Linked DNA regions of Homo sapiens: region 2 is linked to region 1. The links are chromatin loops, found by intact Hi-C in ENCODE. Cell type or tissue: psoas muscle. All regions are shown on one strand. Links, peaks and the distances in the headings refer to the core of each region. The heading gives the core; the rest is flanking DNA. Region 1 has its middle 170 kb from the start of KCNS3. Region 2 has its middle 220 kb from the start of KCNS3.

Region 1 (8,339 bases), core at 143-8,142:
CTGCCTCCACCATCCTTAAAAATTTAGAGGAACCTCCCTGGACCAAGCAATGGGGTGGGCATGAGAGATGGAGAAGGTGGTGAGAAAATAGAGCAGGGAGATCGGTGGGGCCCAGAGAGGAGAAGACCAAAGGGGGCCAGATGTGCTGGAAAAAAGACATTCTTAGCAAGGGCCATGGTAGAAGTTTGAGATCCCAGTACATGATTGCAAGATTTTACAAAAAGAAACATAAAAACACTTTGTTTTCCTAAGTCCCAGCCCTTCTGAGTCTTACCCGTGACTTTAAAAAATGCACACAATTGACAAGGCGTGGTGGCTCATGTCCATAATCCCAGTACTTTGGGAGGCCAAGGCAGGCAGACCACTATGTCAAGATATCAAGACCATCCTGGCCAACATGGTGAAATCCCGTCTCTACTAAAAATAAAAAAAAAAAAGCTGGGCGTGGTGGTGCATGCTTGTAGTCCCAGCTACTCAGGAGGCTGAGGCAGGAGAATCACTTGAACCCAGGAGGTGGAGGTTGCAGTGAGCAGAGATTGCACCACTGCACTCCAGCCTGGGCGACAGAGCAAAAGTCTCAAAAAAAAAAAAAAATAGAGAAGGCACACAATTTCTATGAGCCTTAATTTCTGCATGTGAAAATTGAGGGTTTGAGATAAGTGACTCCCTCCATCTCTCAGATAATAACACGAATAGTAGTCATTATAATGTTATTGGGATTTTTATGTGTTACTTTAAAATCTTTCTAAGAGCCACATTTTCCACATCAGAAAACAGAGTCAAAGAAGATGAGGAACCTGACCAAGCTCACACAGCTAGAAAATAGTCGAACTAGAACACGGAAAAAGATCCATCTGACTTCAAAGCTCTTGGCCTTTTCATCGCAATGACCTCTAATAGAAACTAAAGAGGCAGCGCCCCTACCTGAGATCCGAGGATCCTGTGGTTCTTTCATATCCAGATACCCAGGAAGCAGCTGACACAAGGAAAAGTTGCCCCTTCCTGGAGTGAGGGTGGCACGCCTCGGCAAATGGCCACTGTGCCTCACTCTCACTCAAGTAAGCAGATTGTCTGAGCCACCTATGGAATTCAGGACTTTCCAGTTTACCTGAGGAGTCACCACCACTGGCTGGAGAGAGCTGAAACACCCAGCGCTTCTGGGTCTCTGACTGGAGCAGAGACAGAATGATTCTTCCGGTGTTCCTATCACACATCCTCTCTTTGTATCTGGATTGTGGGTCTACACTTGTGTGCAAAGCTATGGTTTATGAACACCTCTCACAGTTAAATACAAGTGGAATTTTTTTTTTTTTAAACAGAAACACCTTTTGAGTAGATGACCTGCCACTATCCAGGTGTGTGACATAAGAAAATTTAAAATCCTCTCAGCTTCAGCTTTCTTATTTATGAAACAGAAAGATGTCCACATTAATCACAGGTGATTAGTAAAATTCAGTAAGGGTAGAGTCAGTGCCTTGTTCAGAGGGAGTGACCTCTGAACTTTCATAGCTTTCCTAGCTTGTGTGTCAGAGCAGGCAAGGGGGTCAGCCTCTAGTAAAACTGGCTCCTACCTTCATCGAGCTCCCACAGCATGGTCTTGAACTCATTTCTCACTTCTCACTTCTTATCTTCTCAGACAGATAAGTCTCTACCATTGTATTGTGAGCCCCGAGGGTCAGGATCAAGTGGATTCCTGCCTGAGTCTCCTACAGCCAAGCACAGGACCCAGCCAACGGGAAACGTGAGCTCCAGCAGTCCCCATTTAATCTCTGCAGGCCCATGTGCCCAGGGCCCAGAACCAGTGGGACACTGAGAAGAGCCCCACCTGAGGCCAGGCTGCTGCAGCAGGCACACCTGTTCTTCTAGGAGGCCATTGGATACAGCACCCACCACATCAGCCCATCAGCCCTGGCTTCATGTGTCAGGTGAGACCCATCATCCCACCTAATCAACACCTTTTCCAGGTTCCACCCCTTCCCCGCTGTTTGAGAATAATAACTTTTGAAAGAAAAATGTATAAAAATGATTGTTATGCTAAGCAATCTATAGTACCCAGAAGAGCAAATCCAGAAAAATATTGTGCTTGTATCTTTTAATCTATATTTATATTTTTACAGTGTTTGCTTTTATCTGGAAAAGATACACTATATATGTTGTGAGCTGAACTGTGTCCCCCAAATTCCACTTATTAAAATCCTAACCCCCAATACTTCAGAATGTGACTATGTGGAGATAAGGTCTTTAAAACATACCTGCATACCCCATCGTCTGGGCCACCCCAAAACTGCAGGTAAAAAGCAGAGTTGTTTAAGGTCTTTAAGAAGGTAATTAAGTTAAAATGAAAACATCAGGTTGGGTTCTCGTGCCCTCATCAGAAGAGGAGGCTAGGACACAGACACACACAGAGGGAAGAGCATATGAAGACACAGGGGAAGGCTGGGGACATCCAAAGCCAAGGAGAGTGGCCCAGGAGAAGCCAACTCACCAGCACCGTGAGCTTGGATTTCAAGCCTCCAGAACTATAAGGAAATACATTTCTGTTTGTTAAGCCACCCAGTCTGTGGTTCTTGGTTATGGCAGCTAAAGCAGGTAATATAGTACAGCATATCAAATGTTTCTTGCAAAAATCCATCCTTCCATAAATATACCCTCACAGAATTCTGATGTTCACTTTCTGTTTCTAAACACTGTGAAATATTTTAATTTGGGAAACAAATGGACTATGTATACATTTGTGTACTGACTAATAAAAAAATGCATTCCAGTGTAGCCAGAATTACTTTCGGTGTTGAGAACCCCAGCACCAAACCCCTATTCACCCTGACTAATCCATTACAGTGATAAGCCCGGATACAGAAGGACTTGGAAGGAGCACTGGTCCAGTTTCCAGAAATGTTGGATGAGGAAGAAGAGAACGGGAAGGCGGTGGTGGCGGTGGTAGCGTCCTACACCAAGATAATGAAGCCAGAGAAGGTGAAGACGTTCTGAGGACTTTTTGAGAAAATCATCTTATCCAGTGTCCCCCTTGAACTGCACAGAGGGGGTGGTACAGTGTCATGAAAGTCACAGGGGTGGAATGTTTTGAGGAGGGCATGTTAGCAGCATCGAATGCTCAGTTCACAGAGAGATAGGTTGGTGGAGTGCCAAGGGAGGATTTAATAGTCTCAGAGAGGCCTGGCAGTCTGGGGGCAGGGAGTGGCTGGAATGTGCCCTGAGGCACATGACTTAATCTTGAGCCATAGTTTCCTCCGTTATGAAACAGTTCATAATCTCACCTGTCACACAAGGCTTTTGAGATGATCAAATGATGTAAATCCCCTGTGAACAAATCATTAGACTGTGAGTACAGTAGTCCCCCCTTATTCATGGGGGATATGTGTCAAGACCCCCGGTGGATATCTGAAACCACATAGAGTATGAGATCCTATATATACTATGTACAAATTTCTTTTTCCATCTTCACAATTTCTCAAATAGATTTGTTCTCACTGCAGTTCTTCACAACCTCAGCATATGATTTTGTTTCTTTATTAAGTTGAGAACTTTCACCTTTCACTTAAAGAAAGCACTTTATGGCTTCTCTTTGGCATATTCAAATTGCCAGCATCACTGCTTTTGCACCTTGGGCCATTATTAAATAAAATAAAGGTAACTTGAACACAAGCATTGCCATACTGTGACAGCTGATCTGACAACCTAGAGGGCTACAAAGTGACAGGTGGGGAGGGTAGAGAGCATGGAGACACTGGACAAAGAGAGGATTCATGTCCCCGGCAAGACAGAGCAGGATTACATGAGATTTCATCATGCTATTCACAATGGCAGACAATTTAAAACTTATGAATCGTTTATTTCTGGAATTTTCCACTTAAAATTTTCAGACTGCCATTGACCATGGGTAACTGAAACCTCAGAAAGCAAAACCAGAATGCGTTAACAGAGTAGGTCTATGTTAGGCACAGCTGCAAGCACAGCTGACTCCTTGGGCCACCATGAGGACAATCAGTTAATTAGCCCTGGGAATGACCTAACATAATATGACCTAATTTAGCCCTCTGTGTCGCCAAATGAAATCAGCTGCTTGCTTTTTGCTTTTATAAAACTGCTTGAAGCACTTTGAAATTATTTAGGATAAAGAAGGAAACAAGCTCTGAGTGGGCTTGCATTTGATAGAATTTCTCCTCCGGTTTAAAGCAGGATGGTCAAGTGATGCTCAGGCAAGAGACAACCCAGTGCTGTCAGCATTCCAGAGACACATGGACGTGCACACACACAGTGGCATTCACTCCCAGGCAGGATTACCTCCTCAGCTCCACCCCATCGCCTGGGCCACCCCAAAACTGCAGGTAAAAGGCAGAGTTGTTTGAAAGATAGAGCAGTGAGCCCAGGATAAGGGCCCAGTCCAGGGAGGGCAAGGAGAGCTCTTGTGAGAGCTCAAACCAGGAATCCAGAAGAGGCAGCCACCAGACCACTGAGCATCTGCACTTCTTGGAAGCAGCTCCCATTCTGCTCAGAAGGCTTAGCCAAGAGTGTAATTAACTTGCCAAGTGACCTTGAGTGAATCACTTCCCCTTCTTGGTCTCCTTTGTGGTGACAGAGGGCTACAACCCAGCCTCAGAATATCAGGACTTCCCACTCCATTGGTAGCTGTCCCTTGAGCCATATTCTATCTCCTCTGGGATTCCAGCCCTGGCCTCTGTATAAGGGACAAGCTCTGGTTTATTTTTCCCACAAACGTTATTTAAAGTTTCTAAGACATGGCCATGGCATGCCAGTCCAACCCATTCTGTCAATTTGACACTGAAAATGCCTCTCCATCTGTCTCTTCCTCTCCATCCCCCATACCCACTGCCACTTCCACGGGCTGGATAGCATTATCTCTCTCCTAGACTGTGGCCTCAACTCCCGAATGGCTTTTCTGCCTCCAAGCTCGCTCTCTCCGATCAATTCTCTGCATAAGCATCCAGAGGGATATTTCTGAAACAGAAATTTAATGCTATAATTTTCCTGCCTAAAAGTACCATATGAATAACTATTAACTACAGGATCAAGTCCAAGCATGTCATCCATAACCCTCCAAATTTTGCATAATTCTCCAGCCTTCCCTTCTATGTTGTACTCACTGCATCTTAGGCTCTGCCCAACTTCAACTTTTCACCATTTTCATACAAGAATAGGACTTATCTACTGATCCCTTTGACTCCAGTGAACCAATAAACAACGTTTTATTTGTTAAGCAGAGTAAACTTCCATTTTTCTGTACTCATTAGTTCCAGAATTTTAATGGCAAAGGCCATCTTACTGATGTTATCAAGACGGTCACCAGTCTGGGTCAATGGTTTGTCCCACTGCAGCACAAGACACATAATCAGAAGTTAATGAGCCCATCACTTCCTCATTAATTAATCACAGTACATGGTATAAATGCAGTTATATCAAAGTCCATTGTTTTGGGGCTCTTCTTTTGTGCATATATGAAATTTAATCTTTAGAGAACAAATCTGTAAGATTCAAAGTCCAAATGTTTCTTAATACCAGCTCTATATATTCAAAGAAAGGGAAGTCAGACCTCTTGCAATGAATTCTCACAATGTACAACTTGAATATCAAATTCCTCCTTGCACACCCCATAAATAATCTCCTTTCAAACCACCTTTTATTTAACAGACTTATCTTGAGATTTACTATGCAAAAGATTCCATCTTCAGTACAGTCTTTGTCTTGTATTATTCTTAGGAAGAGCAGTGAGCAATTGCAGAGATTGCACTTAACCTCTGTGAGATGCTGATCCGTGGGAGTGTCTGTCACATGGAAAGAAAAGCATTTGCCTCATTTTCAAGGAAATCATTTCCAATGAACTCCAGTGCCAATTTTGCCATCTTGTCCAAAGTCCCCTCAGCAAAGTGTCAGAGCAATGCAGACAAAGTTATGCAATCAGGCTGTCTTGAAGCCAAGCCACAGAGGCCAGGCCCTGAGCTTCAGAGAAAGATGGCAGAGCCTCACTGAGGCAAGAGGCCATCTCACCACAGGCTGCAGTGCAGATCTCCAGGAAGCCCAGACTGAAGCATCTCCAGCCAGACACAAGATTTGATGTAACACAGCTTACCTGGTACATAAATCACCAGTGTGTGAGAGGGTCTCAGGAAAGCAGACAACTTCAAGCTACATTCACAGAAAGACAAGCCTTTGAACCCAATTTACCTTTAATTTGGGGCCACTTAATGCCTTTCATCAACTCCCATTGTCTTAGTTTAACAAATGGAATCATAAATTATGCAATCAACAGCAATTGCACTTATTTGCAATTAGAATTTGTCAGTGCTCTGCCTATGAATAATTAATACTAGGATAACCTTGATGGAGCGAGTGCACTTTGGAGGGGTGTACTGAATATTTAGGAAGTCTCCATTTGTGATCTCCGTTTTGGGTTGAAATGATCAACTGGTAAATCTCTCCAAATAGCATTCAATCCAGCAAGTCTACAGTGTCTTGAGCTAGAAACAAGAGCCAAGGCACAAATAATTCCAAAAATTTGTGGCTGGAAAGATTGTCAATGGAACTATCGTGTTCTTGTGCATACCCACCGAATAAAACTCCCTATTTGATTCTGAACCAAGTTGAGGGAACTGTCTTTGGGAATCACATCTTCTTTCATCTGTAAAGTGAGAATGAAGAAATTTGTGACTCTTAAGTTCCATTCTGGATTTTAAATTTTTGAGACACCCAACTTTTTTTTTTTTTTTTTTTTTTTTTGAGACAGAGTCTCACTCTGTCACCAGGCTGGAGTGCAGTAGCGCAATCTCAGCTCACTGCAACCTCCGCCTCCCAGGTTCAAGCGATTCTCCTGCCTCAGCCTCCCAAGTAGCTGGGACTACAGGCATGCACCACCACACCCAGCTGATTTTTGTATTTTCACTAGAGATACGGTTTCACCACGTTGGCCAGGATGGTCTCAATCTCTTGACTTCGTGATCCTCCCACCTTGGCCTCCCAAAGTGCTGGGATTACAGGCATGAGCCACCACGCCTGGCAGAGACACCCAACATTTTTAACTGTAGTCCATGAGTCCCCAGTAGATCTATATATAGAACTATATTTCAATATAATTATTCTTGTTCAGCCTAATGTTTTATTTTATGTATTTATGTATTTAAAAACAGTATTCTGTGAAAGGACTGATCACCTTCACCAGAGTACCAAACAGACCCATGGTGCCAAAAAAGGTTGAGTCTTAGACAGGATGACAGATATATGCACATATGCAACAAACACATGAAATTTAATCTTAGTCCAACCAAAGAGAAAATGTGGGAGACAAATGATAAATCTACAAATAGCAGTGCTGGGAAGGACCTTTTCAATTGTCCATCCCAGGCCCCTAACCTCCTCATCTCCAGAGCGAGAATTCCTCTACAGCCCACCTGGCAGACCAAAAAGTCCATTCCCAACCACCTCACGTAATTCATCTGACAATCCTGTAAGGTGGGTGCATCACTATCCCAATTCTACCAGTGAAACTGACCCTTGGAGAGGGTAATTGACTTGCTCAAAGCCTAGAGTCAGCCTTCTGACTTCAAATATTTGCTATATTACTTTGCCATGTTAGTCACCAGACTTGGATACATTAAATAAAACTTTATCAACAAAATCCAGGAATGTGATTTATAATTATAGAAAAATTAAACTCAAATCTAAATATCTTATAGTGGGGGAAGTGGTGAATTCTTTCCTTCATAGGAAAATAACCAAAAATACCCATTTTCCAGGCAGATGACAGAAATTGCCAAAACCATTCCTATGTCCCCATCTGAGGTAAGAATGCATTGTCTGAGATCCTGGGGCCACAACAACAAAAGGTAGTGTAACAACTGAGTCACCATCTTCTATAGATGCAAAGAAATGCTTTAATTCTCAGCATTTCTGTGATACGTTTCTAAAATGAAGTCTTGGTCAGAAGTTCTAACTTATGAGAAAATGAATTTTAAACACTTGTTTCTTGCTGAACTCCGCCTGTGATACAAAGGGCTGACCTCTAAGGACTGAGGGGATCTTAGCCTCAGAATATTCCAACTCAAGCACACAGAAGAGTTCAATTCAACAACTTAGTGGCTGCCTACTACCGAACAGCAAGAATATGCCAAGCACTGAGCTCCGCACCCTGAAAGGGTAGTGAATAAGATATAAATTCATAGGCCAGGAAAGAAAGAAACACATAAAAAAATAATTGCAATACAAGACAGGATGTGCCGAGGCTAATGCAGGAACACACCAAGGAAAGAGAGATTCATTTTGACTGGTAAAATAGATGAAGGATTCATGGATTGGGGACCTAGGAAATA
Region 2 (8,339 bases), core at 92-8,091, 50 kb before region 1:
TAAAGGGGCCTGCAAACACTCCATGACAATTTCCTGTAAAATCTTTATCTTCTGATACAGAAACATCTTGAAACCGACAATCTCAGAGGCTTTCCTTTTGCCTTACCATTCCTCCCTCCCTCCCTAATACCACCCTGAAGAAGGGTCAGAAGCTGCCTAAGATTGGAGGGAGGAGAGAAAGGAAGCATGAAGTAGAGAAATTGAGAAGAACCGAATGCCACTTCCTTGATGCAGGTTGCAGACTTGAAGCAAGTCCTAGGTAGGAGAAGGGAGAAGAGTGAACATCAAGTCATGTTAAATTTTCATAATTACATAGGCCTGGGCAATCCAATGTCTGAATGAAGACTGAGCGTGACTGCAGTGACTTCCACCACAAGTCAGGAGAAAACCATGGGATTTGTGGAGTTTGCACCCAAGGGCAGACAAAGATCACCTGTTCCTGTGAATAAAATGCAAATAAACTGTGAGAGGCAAAATTAAGGAATTTACATTTTATTTACACTGCAAAGTGAAACTTTTGTAATAGTTTAAGCAGAAAAATAATGTTAAAAATTATATTTAAAAAGATCACCAGATGATATATGAAGAATGTATAATATAGGGCAAGAGCAGAAGCAGAAACAGCATCAGGATGCTCGTATAGTAGTCTAGTTGGGGACTTTTGTGCTTTTGGAAAGAAGCTGTAACAATGGAAATGGTAAGAAATTATCAAATTTGAAATACATATCTAATTAAATACTAATGGATTGAACTTGGGTCCTATGATTTGAAGGTCCCCTCCGAAACTCATATTGAAACTTAATCCCCAACCTGGCATTATTGAGAGGTGGGGCTTTTAAGAAGTGACTGGATTGTGAGGGCTCTGATGAATAAATTTATTTATTCATGGTTAATGGATTAATGGGTTATCATGACAGTGGAACTGTTTGCTTTATAAGAAAAAGAAGAGAGACTTGAGCTAGCATGTGAGCACGTTCAGCCCCTCACCATGTGATACCCTGCACTGCCTCAGTACTCGGTAGAGCCCCTACTAGCAAGGAGGCTCTCACCAAATGCAACTCCTCAACCTTGAACTTTTCAGCCTCTGTAACTGTAGAAATAAATTCCTTTTCTTTATAAATTTCCCAGTTTCAGGTATTCTGCTATAAACAACAGAAAACAAAGTAATACAGTGGGATAAGAAGGAAAGAGAAGAATCAAGGATAACTCGTAGATATAAGGGTGGAGCAACTGAGTAGATGGTGGGATCATTTGTTTTGATGAAGACAGAGGATAACCAGAAGAAGAGGGAGAGAGTGGATCAAGAAATAAGTTTTGCGCTTATTAAGTTTAAGATATCTTGTTAAACATCTAAGTCAAATGTGTAGCTGAGTATGACTTGTAGCTCACATTTGTGTATATAAATTTGACTGTTTTTATCTTATTGATATTGTTTATTTTCACGAGACTGGATGAGAGTAGAATTAATGCAGAGAGAAAGAGTCAGATAAAGAGGTAGTAGTAAAGGACAAGAAGGAAGACCAATGATGTAAAGAAAAACCAGGAAAATATGTCATCACAAAAGCCTGGAGAAAGAGCAAGTGTTCAGTTCACTCCACTGCTGCTAAGTTAGAGGAAAATGAGAACAGTGTAGCATTCACACTTGGCTTTAGCTTTGGCAAGACGCAGGTCATTCATGACCTTGAAAAGTACAATTTTAATGAAATGGTAGGAATAAAAAGCATGAATGAAGAGAATTGAGAGTATACTAGGGAGAAAGAAAATGGGAAGAGTGAGCATAGAGAACTCTTTGGAGTAGTTTTGATATATAAAAGGTTAAGGTTTTTCAGGCTTAAGAGGGCTCATTTTTAATGCATGAAGGTTATGCAAATGGAAATGGTCCAGTGAAGAGGAGATAATTCCAAGAGTTATATATTCAAAGAGGTGATGGAACCCAGGGCTTGAGTGAGGAGGTCTTAAATAGAATCAAGATCACCTCTTCCACTGTAAAAGAAAGGCAGAAATTGGTGCATAAAAATCCAAGTCAATATGTGGATTTAGTAAAAGTAACTTCCCAATGGCACCTATCCTCCGAAGAGTACAGATGTCCATGGTAACTTAGCAAAAGAAGGCTCAGGTTAGTGGTGGGAGTGGAAGGCAGATTGGCATGGCATGCAGGGTGAGAATAAGAAAATGGGAGCAATGAGTGTAGGTAATTATTTATAGGAAGTGTCTGTGAATGAGAAAAGAGAGATTGTGTGCTCACAGACTGGCAAAGTGGGCTCATGGGAAAGGTTGTCTTAAGGACTATTGTTTTGTGTTACAACGGGAAAAGCAAGGATATGTTGAAACGTTCAACTAAAGAAGGAAAAGCTGGATATATAGGAGACAATCTAAGGGTGGATTTTCCCGAAATGTCAGGGTTTGGGCTACAGAACAGCGGTGCAGGTATTGATCTTAGGAAGTAGAAGAAACACTTCTGTTGTAACAGGAATGCTGTGGGAATGATGGAACAAATGCAGATGGGTTTCGAATTTGATGGAAAGATATTATAGGGTCTCCCTTTACAGCTGGTTCCAAGTGCTCTGTGAAGTAGAAAGAAAGAGTGAGGAGAAACAAAAATAAAGTTTGAGAAAGTTACATTTTATAGTTTGCGTTAGCTAAAAAAAGGTATATCAAAACTAAAGAGTATTTGTAAAACAAAACAAGGAAGAGGAGAGGGTGCTAAGAAGGGAGGGAGAGAGGACTGAAGGGTAGGAACTTATGAATTTCCTCTGATATTTTTTATGTTGCAGATGGGAAACTTAATGGTGTTCACCAATAAGGAGATGTTATAAAATGTTGAAGATCAGTTCGTTCATGCTGTCACAAAATAGTCTTGTCAAAATATCACAACATTTTAGTGATGGAAGAGGCCTTGGATATTTCCTAGTCCAATAGGGGATAGATTGAGGAAGTCTCACAGATTGCTGACAGAAGAATTAGAATTAATAATACTTTATATGCCAATACCCAGGCTACACTGCACACCAGCCCCATGGCCAGGCCAACAAAAAAAGTCAGGGGGTCATTCCAAGCCAATTGCCAACTGTCTGAAGTGAAGTGCTGATGGTGGGGATGAAGCTGCCTGCCTGTTTCTAGGCTCAGCTCCTGACCCTTCCAGAAGGACTTCTCTCTGAATTCAGACAGGAATTCATCAAGCCACCTCTGCTTTTTTCTGCAAAAGCTCACTTCACTGTTGGGTTCAAGAAAGTCCAACAGTGATTTAGTAGAATAAGGAAGCACATTGGAGTGGGAATCTACAGCTCCCTCATTTAATGAGCTTAACTCCATGATGATAAAGAAGTAGCTGTTAACTAGCGGGGAAGCCCAAGTTCTCTTTCTTTCTCCACTCCTTTGCTAGGTAATGTGAGTCAGGTATGACTTCTCTGTGCTAATATAGTACATCTCCAGCTGCACTCTGCTGCACTGTTTGTGTCTCCAGAACGCCTCAAAGGAATGCTTTTAAAGTTGGGGCTTGCTAGTATTTTGGGTATGAATAGGAAAGTCTTCAAGTCACCATGCTTTGATATATCTTCTCATCATATTTTTTACCCCCATGTCATAAAGGCCCCAGTGTCATTTTATAGATGAAAAAATTAAACAAGTGACGCATGGTCCAGGAACACCAAAACAGCTCTGTAATGCCCCTGAGGATGCTTACAACAAAGAAAGGTTTTAAGCTAAGGCATACAATAGGGTTCATTATTTCACATAATGATACAAAGGCACTTTGGAACAAAATAAAATTGTGTTCATGGACTTTTCGGGATTTGTCATTTCCTTTTCATTTAGCATAATGGCAATAACCCAGGCTCCCATCAGCCACTATGGAAGATAGTGTCTCAATAGCCATAATGTCTGACAATGACTTCAGCACATCCAAGAACAAGTTCCCGTCATTATCTGAGAGAAGCTCTCAGACAAAGGGCAAAGCCTGGACCATTGTTACCATAGCCTAATGGGGATTCTATCTCTCTGGGAGGATGGAACATTTTGCTACCTTGCGTGTAATAATAACAGCCACACTTATTATTCTGGGGAGTGGAAGGCCTAGAATATGGAACCAACAAAAAGAAAAAGACAGTGGAAAACTAATATATCATTAACGTGCCTTTGGGAAAGCTCCTTTGGCAACTACAAAAGCATTATCCAGCACCAGTTTGCAGATAAGAATCAATTTAATTAATTTTAAATGGCTTTGCACATTGATAAAGCCAGTGACTGAAGAAAATGGAAACTTGACTCAAATAAATTCTGTGGAAAGAGCTGTTAAGAATAGCAGACAGGGCCGGGCGTGGTGGCTCACGCCTGTAATCCCAGCACTTTGGGAGGCTGAGGCAGGCAGATCAAGAGGTCAGGAGATCGAGACCATCCTGGCTAACACGGTGAAACCCCATCTCTACTAAAAATACAAAAAAAAAAAAAAAAAAAAAAAAATAGCCGGGCGTGGTGGCGGCCCCTGTAGTCCCAGCGGCTCAGGAGGCTGAGGCAGGAGAATGGCGTGAACCCGGGAGGCGGAGCTTGCAGTGAGCCGAGATCGTGCCACTGCACTCCAGCCTGGGCGACAGAGCAAGACACTGTCTCAAAAAAAAAAAAAAAAAAAAGACTAGAGTACAGAGCTCTGGAAATGTTCAACTTAACTACCCCTGTCAGTGAGTTTAGGAATGGTTGTTAGTTCCACAGTCCTTTAAGATGTAAGTATAGTAAGTATGAAAAGCAAAGACAGTTTCAAAAGACCCGAGTTCAAACCTTGGCTCTGCAATTTTTTAGTTGGGCAACTTGAGTGAGTTAATTAACATTTCTAAAGCCTCTGTCTATAATTTATGGACGATTTTCATAGCGTCCATTAATATATAATATTAGACTCTCCAAAAGCCTTTCATGAAATTCTCTTTGTCATCAATATGCTTGTGGTGAACCCTGGCTTCCTTGATTACCTGTTCAATCATCTGATCCCATAGTACCTATTCTAATGCCGATAAGCATATGGGGAATGATTAGTGGACCCACCACAAAGCTATCTGTCTAGGCTATGCACCCAAACATGGAACTTGAAGGATGTATAAGGTTCCATCTCTGGTCTTTGGGACTTTTTAGCAGTGTTCAAGAGATAAAATGTATGGACATGGTTTTCCCTTTTAATGTATTTCCATGGGTACACACCCATGGAAAGTGAAATGTCACACAGGGTCATCTGCACTTCATGCCCTGTGAATGGCACACATGCTAGTGTCGGATAAGATCAGAAGATGAGATGAGGAAAGAAGAAACTTCCTAGAGAGGAAAACTGATCTGAAAAGATGAATAGAACTCAGATTATTCCTGGCCTACTTAGACTGGAGGGACAAAATAAAATAATACGAAGACATATCTATACCTCAAGCCTAGTGCCCAGCAGATGGGAGGAGCCCAATTCTCCTGAATGAGTTCCATGTCCACTGAATTTCTAAAAACTATTCCAAACCTCCCCCATCATCAAAGAGGAATAATGGCAAAGGCCTGATCTCTGGTCTCTGGGAGTTTACAGCACTTGAGCTGCTGGCTGGGTCTGTTCTTAAGAGCCCTTGTACTGGGCCAATGCATGCCAAAACCCCCATCCTCCAGAAATCACATCCAAAAAACTTATTTGGAATTACTTTTGTACTCCTTTGCATCAAGGTCTGAGTCCTGGAAACTTTCTTACCAACCTAGGGCTTCCAGTGCCAAGAAATCAATCTTGCAGGATACAGTTCTTATGTGCTTATGTTCAGCAAGAAGCAGTTGATGAATAAAAAAAGATATTAAGACATGGTTTCCCCTTTTATGGAGTGCATAGACCAGCAGCATGAGTCAGACAAGTATACCCAGAACTATTCTAAAAGAACATATAAGCTAAATGACATGAGGGAAAGAGCATGTGCCACTGAGGCTCAGTGACGGAAGCAATCACATCACATAGCAGTGATCAGGAGAGGTTTCCTGTAGAATTGGAGATGGCATCTCTGTTTCTGTTCCCTTGTCTATAAAATGAAGATAATTGTAGTTCCTATTGTGTAGCATGTTTATAGTCATCAAATGAGTTATTCCATGTCAAAAACTAAAGATAGCTCCTGGCACATGGTAACTACTCAATAACTGTTAGCTACTTTTCGCTGCTAGCTGAGAATGAACTTGAAGGATAGGTAGTATTGTATAAATGGAAATGAAGGGTGGGGAAAGTACAATTTATAATCAAAGAAAAGGTAATATCTATCTTTCCTCAGCTGCTTATCTCATAACCAGGGAGAAAGAAATCAGAGACTGGAAAGCAGGAAAGTCAAGGGTGTGCCCAGGAAACAAAGCATTCTGTTGGGAGTGAAACAAAAGCTTCACATGGGAGAGTGGGAAATGAGACATTAAAGCAGTGTCGGGAGGGCCTTGAACGCTAGTCTGAGAATTTGCACAAATACTTGGTTCCTGCCCAAGCTTCTATTATAAGTAATAACCCAGTCATCCACATTGTCTTAATCTGGCAAGTCCTGCAGATGGACCCAATTCTGACTGTGGCATCACCTCTCAGCCATTAGATGGAACACAGTCTTTAGAGCATCAAAATGGCAAGCTTTCAGCAGAGCAAGGCAAAGTTATTGATTAGTGTTTTCTTTGTACCTTTTTTGTGTCTACTTGGGCTGAACAAATATTAGTTGAATGTGTCTGAGGACACTTACTTCAGGATCACTCAGCAAAATAAAGACCAGGCCAACTATGCAATTCAGGTGCTAGGGAAATGCTGAAAGTACACGCATTAGCCAAAAGTAGAGATGCATAGCACTTAAAACCAAACACAAAACTCCTTTTCAGAGAAACTTCCCTTTGCTGGAGAAAAATAGTAAACAGAAGACAAAGCAGCATGTCAGAGCATTAAAGAAGCGATGAGTGACCAGGGGCCAGGAGGGTAAGTTGAGTGTCGGTGCTGTCAGGGAAGACCTGGGAGTAGAGGGTGTCAGAAAAATCAGGAAGGGCACAGGCGTCAAAGAAGGCTTCATAGAGATAGAATATAGACAGGTGGAGAAAGACCAGGGAGGTAATAAATCTTAACAACCTAGTCCATTCATTTATTTATTAATGAATATCTATTGAGCACCTGCTATGTGCCAGGCACTGTCTTGGGCTTTATAACAGGAAACATAGTGAAGTCCCTGTCTTCATGGGGCTTATGTGTAAGTAGGTGAGACAGAAAATAAATGAAAAGGAAAATATATAATGTCAAACTATAGGTACTATGAATGAAAATAAAGTTGGCTTAGGGGAATAGAGGCATACTATTGATTGAGTGGTCGAGGGGCACATATTAGTCTGCTAGGACTGCCATCACAAAACACCACAGACTGAGTGGTTTAAGCAACAGAAATTTATTTTCTCACAGTTTTTAAGAGGCTGGAAGTCCAACATCAAAGGTTTATTCTAAGGCCTCTCCTTGGCTTACAGATTGCCAGCTTGTCGTGGTGTCCTCATGTGGCCTTTTCTCAATGTGCTTGCATCCCTGGCATCTGTGTGTGTCAAATTTCTCCTCCTTCTAAAGGCAACAGTCAGATCATATTAGGGTCCACACTAATAAACTCATTTGTTAAGTTTTATTTTGTTTTTAATTGACACATAATAATTATACATATTTTTGCTGTACGGTGTGATGTTTTGACACACATATATATAGCAGCTTCATTTTAACTTCATCACCGCTTTAAAGACCCTATATCCAAATACAGTCACATTCCAAAATGCTGGGGGTTAGAGCTTCAACATATGAAGTGGGAGGGCCCAATTCAATTCATAACAGGGGGGTCTTTCTGATGAAAGGGCATTTGAAGAGACTCAGATGCTGTGATGGATTAAGCCATGAAGCTATCTGGGGCAAGAGAGAACAGCTTGTACAAAGCATGCTCATCATATTCTCAAAACAGCAAATGAGGTGGGTACGGCTGGGAAATGTGAACAAAAAGAATAGCAGGACATGACAATGAAGAGGTAGCCAGGGGGCAGGTCATGTGGCTCTGAGCAGCTGCATTCAGAATTTTGGAATTTGGGAGAGAAAGATTTAGAAGGTTTTGAGGTCAGTGACATATTCTTCTTTGCATTCTAAAAGAGTGCTTTCTGGCTTCTGAGTGGGAATAAGACTGTAAGAAGCAGGAGTGTAAGCATGAAGATCAGGTAGGAGGCGGTTGTCCTGGAAAAAGAATGGTGGCTTGAACCGGGGATTACAGGGAGGTAGTAGTATTTATAGCCTATCGAATTTCCCAGTCTCTAGAGTAGGGGCTACAGTCAGCTCTGCCAGAAGACAGAGTTAGAGGCAATATCACTAT

Evidence for each region. A loop is a pair of places that touch in the nucleus more often than their neighbours do. Peaks named below come from ENCODE experiments on the same cell type or tissue, not always from the same donor. Only the 100,000 strongest peaks of a DNase experiment are listed, where the experiment ranks them.
Region 2: a loop joins it to region 1, with 2.3 times the contacts of the local background. A loop is called at or near these places in 2 of 110 quality-filtered maps.

The regions. Positions count from the first base shown.
Region 1 is chr2:18,042,955-18,051,293 of GRCh38, reverse strand. No RefSeq gene overlaps it. Among named protein-coding and RNA genes, the nearest start is that of KCNS3, 170 kb to the right of the region's middle. RefSeq lists an enhancer at 2,650-3,849. In psoas muscle, for the core only: no CTCF peak of the experiment used is centred there; a DNase peak (open chromatin) is centred at 3,173; H3K4me3 peaks cover 649 bases; H3K27ac peaks cover 2,363 bases.
Region 2 is chr2:18,092,556-18,100,894 of GRCh38, reverse strand. No RefSeq gene overlaps it. Among named protein-coding and RNA genes, the nearest start is that of KCNS3, 220 kb to the right of the region's middle. In psoas muscle, for the core only: no CTCF peak of the experiment used is centred there; no DNase peak of the experiment used is centred there.